2 separate regions of the Mus musculus genome follow, and region 1 is linked to region 2. The links are chromatin loops, found by intact Hi-C in ENCODE. Cell type or tissue: gastrocnemius. All regions are shown on one strand. Links, peaks and the distances in the headings refer to the core of each region. The heading gives the core; the rest is flanking DNA.

Region 1 (2,911 bases), core at 214-2,713, 160 kb before region 2:
TAGAGCAAAATCCAAACTAAAAACCAGCAAAATATCTCTGTGAGTAAACTGACATACATGATTTCTTCTTAGAAAGTGAGTGATTTATTTATTTTCAAAATAGTAATTTTAATAACTTTAGTAGCTAGTAAGTAGCTAATAGCTATAGGAAACATGTTTATGAGTCCTTCCAGCAAAGAAGAGATTTATTAAGTTTCAGAACTTATTAATTCAGTGGTGTTAAGTCACACAGGGCACTTGTGAGGTTTTGTTTGGCAAATATCCCATGAGCGCTGCCTTTTTCCCCAGAATACAGCTTCTTCTCACTTTTATCTGTTTCCTGAGGCTACTAAGGGAAAGTTTTCAGCTTAACTGGAGACTGGGGTTTCCCACCAAGATCCTCAGAGCAAATGGCCTGTATCATCCTGTTACACTGAGTCTGGGACTTTTTTCCCTCTGCCAAGTGTTGCAGGTTAGCAGTTTTCATGGTAAGGAGTGTGTGTGTGTGTGTCTGTGTGTGTGTGTGTGTGTGTGTGTGTGTGTGTGTCTGTGTCTGTGTGTCTGTGTGTCTGTGTGTGTGCGTGTGTGTGCATAGAGGCCCTAGATCAATGTCAATTCTGCGTGTGTATGTGTGTGTGCATAGAGGCCCCAGGTCAATGTCAATTCTGTATGTGTGTGTGTGTGTGTGTGTGTGTGTGTGTGTGTGTGTGCACGCAGAGAGGCCCTAGGTCAAAATCAATTCTTCTATTACTCTCCCTAGTTTCTTGAGACAAGGTCTCCCCCTGAACCTGGGGTTTGCTCTATGGCTAGACTGGCTAGCTAATGAGGTCTCAGGGTTAACCTATGTCCCCCCTTCCCCAGAGGCACCCCTCTGTGCACAACACTAATGTGAGTGCTATGAATCCAAACTCAGGTGTTTGTGCTTGAACGGCAAGTTCTTCACACACTGGTCATCACCTGCCCTCTGTCTAGGGAATCATTTAATTAGAGAGTTGCATGAATAATCTATTCTGTGCTCTGGTACACAGACCCAGGCAGCCACCCTGCATCCATGAAGGGCTGCTCATGGTTGTGGTGATCTTGTCTATGCCTTACCCTGGTCCATTTTTTTTAATTGATTTTTTTGTGAATTTTACATCCTGCACCTAAATGCCACTCATGTCCCCATCTCTCCTTCTCCACACTTCACCATTGCAACTTCCCCCCAAAAGAAAACATACAAGCAAAAAATTTTGCTGCGGAAGCTGAGCTGTGGCACAGTGTGTCATGCAATATGCCCTTTTGCCCAAACAGCTTTACTTCCAGATGTTCACTGGAATGAGTCATTGGTCTAGATTCTGCTACACTATCAGTACTAGATCCTCACCGGGACTCCTCTTGGATATCCTGTTGTTGCCCTGTGCAATGAAGATCTTGCGGTGGTTTTGGTTCTGCAGGACCAGCCCCTTCCCATGCTCCAGCAGTTCATCAGTCGGGTAGATGTTTAGGTGGATCTGGGTCTGGGTGGTAGCTGAGCTGCTCAGCCGGACAGCTCTCCCATGCTCATGCAGTCAGAGCCAGTTCTTCAGCACAAGCCAGTGTGGATCAGGGCCTGCTCACCTGCTCTCAGGCCCTCAGGGCCAGCTTTGTCATGCTGTTCTGATGAGGGGTGGGACCAGCTCTGACATGCTATCCTGGTGACAGATGGGACCAGCTCTCCCAAATGTGGCAGCCAGTGAGGGGTGGGGCCAACTCTCCACAAACCAGGGATGTGCATGCTTGGCCTTTGTGGCAACATGGTCCATAGACATCAACACAGACACCCACACCCTGATGCCATAGGTTCATAGACACAGACATGACCCTCAGTGACAGCATAGGCTGGGACCTTACTATGGCCTCAGGTGGCATCACTGGCTTCTCACATCCGGACGTTCCTCACTATCCCCAAGTCTTGAGTTCTACATCTCTTCATTGTGCACACACCTTCTCTTTCTCTTCGATCTCTCCACCAGTTACTTGCTCATCTTAGTGGCACTCAGGTCTTCTATGTGTCTTCTGAGTGGTTCCAGGCAAGAGGTGATTTATTTATTTTTATTTTATGAATATGTGTGTTTTACCAACATATATACTTGTACACCATATGTATACGGTGTCTCTAGAAGACCGAAGAGGTCATTAGGTCTCTCTGAACTGAAGTTCCACATAGTTGTGAGCTCCCATGTGACCTCTTAGAAATGAACCCAGGCCCTCTGCAAGAAAAACAAGTGCTCTTAATACTGAGCCATCTCTCCATGCCCAATATACATGACATGTCAAAGTTTCTATTATCCAACAGTCTATTTCCATGATCATATCTTGAACTAACAACCTTAATATATTACTCCAAGTATCTTTTTTCTTTTTTATTCAATACAGCTTGCTAAAACACCTTTACTTCCTCATTGGTATCTTCCATAACAAAAGAAATAAGTTGTATAATTGAATTAGGATGATGCAACATAGGCAAAAATGCATGTTTTGAAATGTAAAGAATGCTTAATCACTTAACAATGTTCAATTTAGAATTTTCACCTTTACTCTACTTAAGTGTTATTGGAATAGTTTAAGAATGCATTTTCCTTTTTTTCCCAAGAACATCAGTTGCTTATTCCATCTGATTTTTAGAAATTGATTACAGCAAATGACATAGAGTTATCTAAGTAATATAGTATACAAAAATAACATCTTGATTTCTGAGAAAATTCATTTCTCTGCAATTCCTGAGTAGCTACAAATTACGCTCCTTTATGCATCAGAGTTTACTCTGGGGTTTAAACTCAGTCTTTGGAAACAGCATGTGCTAGACCTTTGCCATCATTTGTGTGTCTCCCATCAAGGCTGCAAGGATCATGGGTCCTCTCAGCCTTTTTCTTGAATGTTTGCCTTTCTGATTCGTTTGCTACCACTCAGC
Region 2 (2,911 bases), core at 299-2,798:
CCAAGTGGACACATTCAGTAATCTCCTAGCACTACAAATAGCATATGAGCTTGAAGGTGCTCTGAAAAGCACGTTGTCATAAGACCTGTGGACAGGTTATTACTGTGCCCAATGACCTTAAGCATTAGAGTGACATGATGTTTGGTGTCCGCTGGAAACTTGACAGAATCTAGAATCACCTGGGAGATGGCCTATTGACATTGCCTTCAAAGGATTATCTTGCTTCTGGTAACTGAGGTGGGCAGGGCCATTCCATGGGCTATATGCAACAAAGGCATGATAAGCATGCCTCTCACTCTATTTCCTCACTTCTGGTTTATTGTGACCAGCTGCTTCAAGCTCCGGTCACTAGGTATGAGCCAGCGTAAACTCCATTTCCCTTAAGTTGTTTTGGACCAGTCATTTATCACAGCAAGAGGAATAGGTTGAAGAAAAGTAAAATTGTCATGTACATTTTTGAGAGATTTTTGTGCACCATAGGCATATGCCCCTAACTTATATGTAAAATTAGGGGCTAGTAACTAATGGACCAGAGTGGAAAAGAATGAACGTTTGTTCATTCAAGTGGTATTTACTGAGTCCTACAAATACTCATGGAGCCTTAGTGTTCTTCTTGGTAGACTACTTTTTTCTCTTCTTCAAAAGTTGCAGCAACAACGGAGTGAATCAGAAAGGTGGTTTAATGTTAACAAGATATTTAGAACAGAAATGTTACAAGGTGATTAGGCTGAGAACTTGTTACCTATGGAGTAGTGAAGTTAAAGGTGTCACAGGCAACAAGAAGCCAGGATTCGTGAACTTTTCTGACAAGAGAACTAGTCGGCTCTGGGGTGGGTTTAAATTAATTTGTGAGGTCTAGCTGAGGTGTTTGGCTAAATGTACTATTTATTCTGGAAGAACTTTTGTTCTTTCTCTGAAGTAGAATGGCGGGCCATATGGTGAGTAATGTGGTCATTACACTGCAGTGTGACCTTTCTCGCAATGTAAATTACCAACAGCTCTTTTCTAAACCAGTTGACTCATTGTGTCAAAGAGTCAAGAGACAGCTACCTTTCAGAATTACTGTGTCCATTAACTGTACGAAAAGGGATATATGCACTTGCTCAATCAGTAGTAGCTTTGTCCCTGGGCCACTGTGGTGCCAAGAGAAAGGAACAATTTCATTACCAACACAATGGTCTCGTGTGACTACCATTACTAATGGACCCTAAATCAAATATTAAAGCGAGGTCAAGGGGTTTTCCTTCGCAGCCTACTTTGGCTGCGAAAGCACGGACGTGCCTGGAGGGTCTTCCCTGAGGTTATGCAGGAAGCTCTGCAGCTGACTGAACAGACCAGGTAGCTGCTGTTCACAAGTCACCACCGGCTTCCCGGCGGCTGCCCCGCCCCCTTTCCGGCTCTGGCTCCACCTCCTCTCCCTTATTGGTTGGCGTGCCTCTCCGCCTGACCGCCTGGAAGACCCGGAGGAGCGGAGTGGCCCCTAGGCGGGCTGGGCGCGCGCTCGCTGCGCATGCTCGAGGGCAGCTGGATTCCCGGTCTGGACCAGAGGCTCAGAGCGGCCCCGGCGGGGAGGCGCGCCCGTGCGCGGCAGCGGCAGCGGAGTCGCGAGCACGCTGCGCGCTCCCGAGGAAGGGAGGTGTAGGCCGGGGTGGGTGGGGGGAGGGCCGGGTGTCGGCGCGCTTGGCGTGCGGGATCCGAGTGGCTGCGGGCGGCCTGAGCTGCCCGGCCGACGCCTGCTGCGAGATGGCGATCTTGGGCGCGGAGGGCTGAGGAGGCGCCGCCGCGGTGGCTGCGGGCCCCGGGAGCCGCAGCTTTGCGCGGGTAAGTACAGCGGGGCTCTGGAGGGCGGCCGGGCCGGAGTTCGCCGGGGTGGGGTCGCCGGGCTTGCCCCGAGCTGGCCCTGGCACCGGCCTGTGCGGGTGACACCGGAGCCCGGCGAAGTGGCTCGGTGACTGCAGTGCTCAGCCTCCTGACCGGCGGCTTGCTGGCGTCCCAGCTTCCCCGCCTCAGAACTGCTGCCCTGACTTTCACCCGGATCCCACCGGCGCGAGCCGGGACGCCAGCCTCAGAACGTCCTTTTCTGACACGTTTTTAGCATTCAGCTTTTTTTTTTTTTTCACTGACTCCGCACCTCCTCTCACCAACAATCTTAATCTCCACCTTTGGTGACCTGGTAGGTTCAAGTGACCTTGCAAAATTTTCTAATCCTCATCTCGTGATTTGGGTCCTTTTCCTTTAAATCTTCTTTTAAAATGTAGTATTGTTAGGATTTGGTACTTTGCCCGTCGCCTTTAGCCTTTACAGTCCTTAAATGATCAGTTTGTGGCTTAGGGCTGTATGGCTTTCTACTCATCGGTTTGGAGTTGTAAGTTCTTTTGCTCTAAGCGATTCCTCTTCATTATTACCAAAAAGAAGGTGTATCTATTATGCTTTTGAAATATTTTACTCGTCCACCATAAAATATTTCACAAATGTCTGTGTTTTCCCTGTTAATGTTTCATCTTTTTGTGTGCATAAAATTGAATTCCTCCCCCTAAAATGCCGCTACTTAGAGTTATGGAAAAAAATGCCAGAGTTACCTTCCCACTCCCCATTTGGTGTTTTTTTTACCCCTGATGAAATACCCTGTTCACAGTTGTCTGTAGGTTTCTGTAAGAGTTTTTGCTTATGTATAAATCCACTTAACATGTCTCACCAAGTCTGTATGTAACTGCTAGTAAAACTCTCCTTTTAAAAAAGACATTCTTTCATTTATCTAACTTCCTTGAGCCATAAAACTATGTGCTTAAGCTGACTGAAAATTACCATTTTTTAAATAACTAGTTAACATTTTAAATTCAAAGATAATGTCCAAGTGTTGGAGCTGTTGAAATTGAGATGCTTGAGAAATGTGACTTAGCTCTTTGAGACA

The links. A loop is a pair of places that touch in the nucleus more often than their neighbours do. Peaks named below come from ENCODE experiments on the same cell type or tissue, not always from the same donor. Only the 100,000 strongest peaks of a DNase experiment are listed, where the experiment ranks them.
Region 1: a loop joins it to region 2, with 2.2 times the contacts of the local background. A loop is called at or near these places in 1 of 42 quality-filtered maps.

The regions. Positions count from the first base shown.
Region 1 is chr4:19,868,062-19,870,972 of GRCm38, reverse strand. No RefSeq gene overlaps it. Among named protein-coding and RNA genes, the nearest start is that of Slc7a13, 51 kb to the right of the region's middle. In gastrocnemius, for the core only: no CTCF peak of the experiment used is centred there; a DNase peak (open chromatin) is centred at 1,648; H3K27ac peaks cover 383 bases.
Region 2 is chr4:19,707,749-19,710,659 of GRCm38, reverse strand. Wwp1 (WW domain containing E3 ubiquitin protein ligase 1) reads left to right here and starts at 1,656. Exons shown (of 25, transcript NM_177327.5): 1 at 1,656-1,821. In gastrocnemius, for the core only: no CTCF peak of the experiment used is centred there; a DNase peak (open chromatin) is centred at 1,486; H3K4me3 peaks cover 1,901 bases; H3K27ac peaks cover 2,416 bases.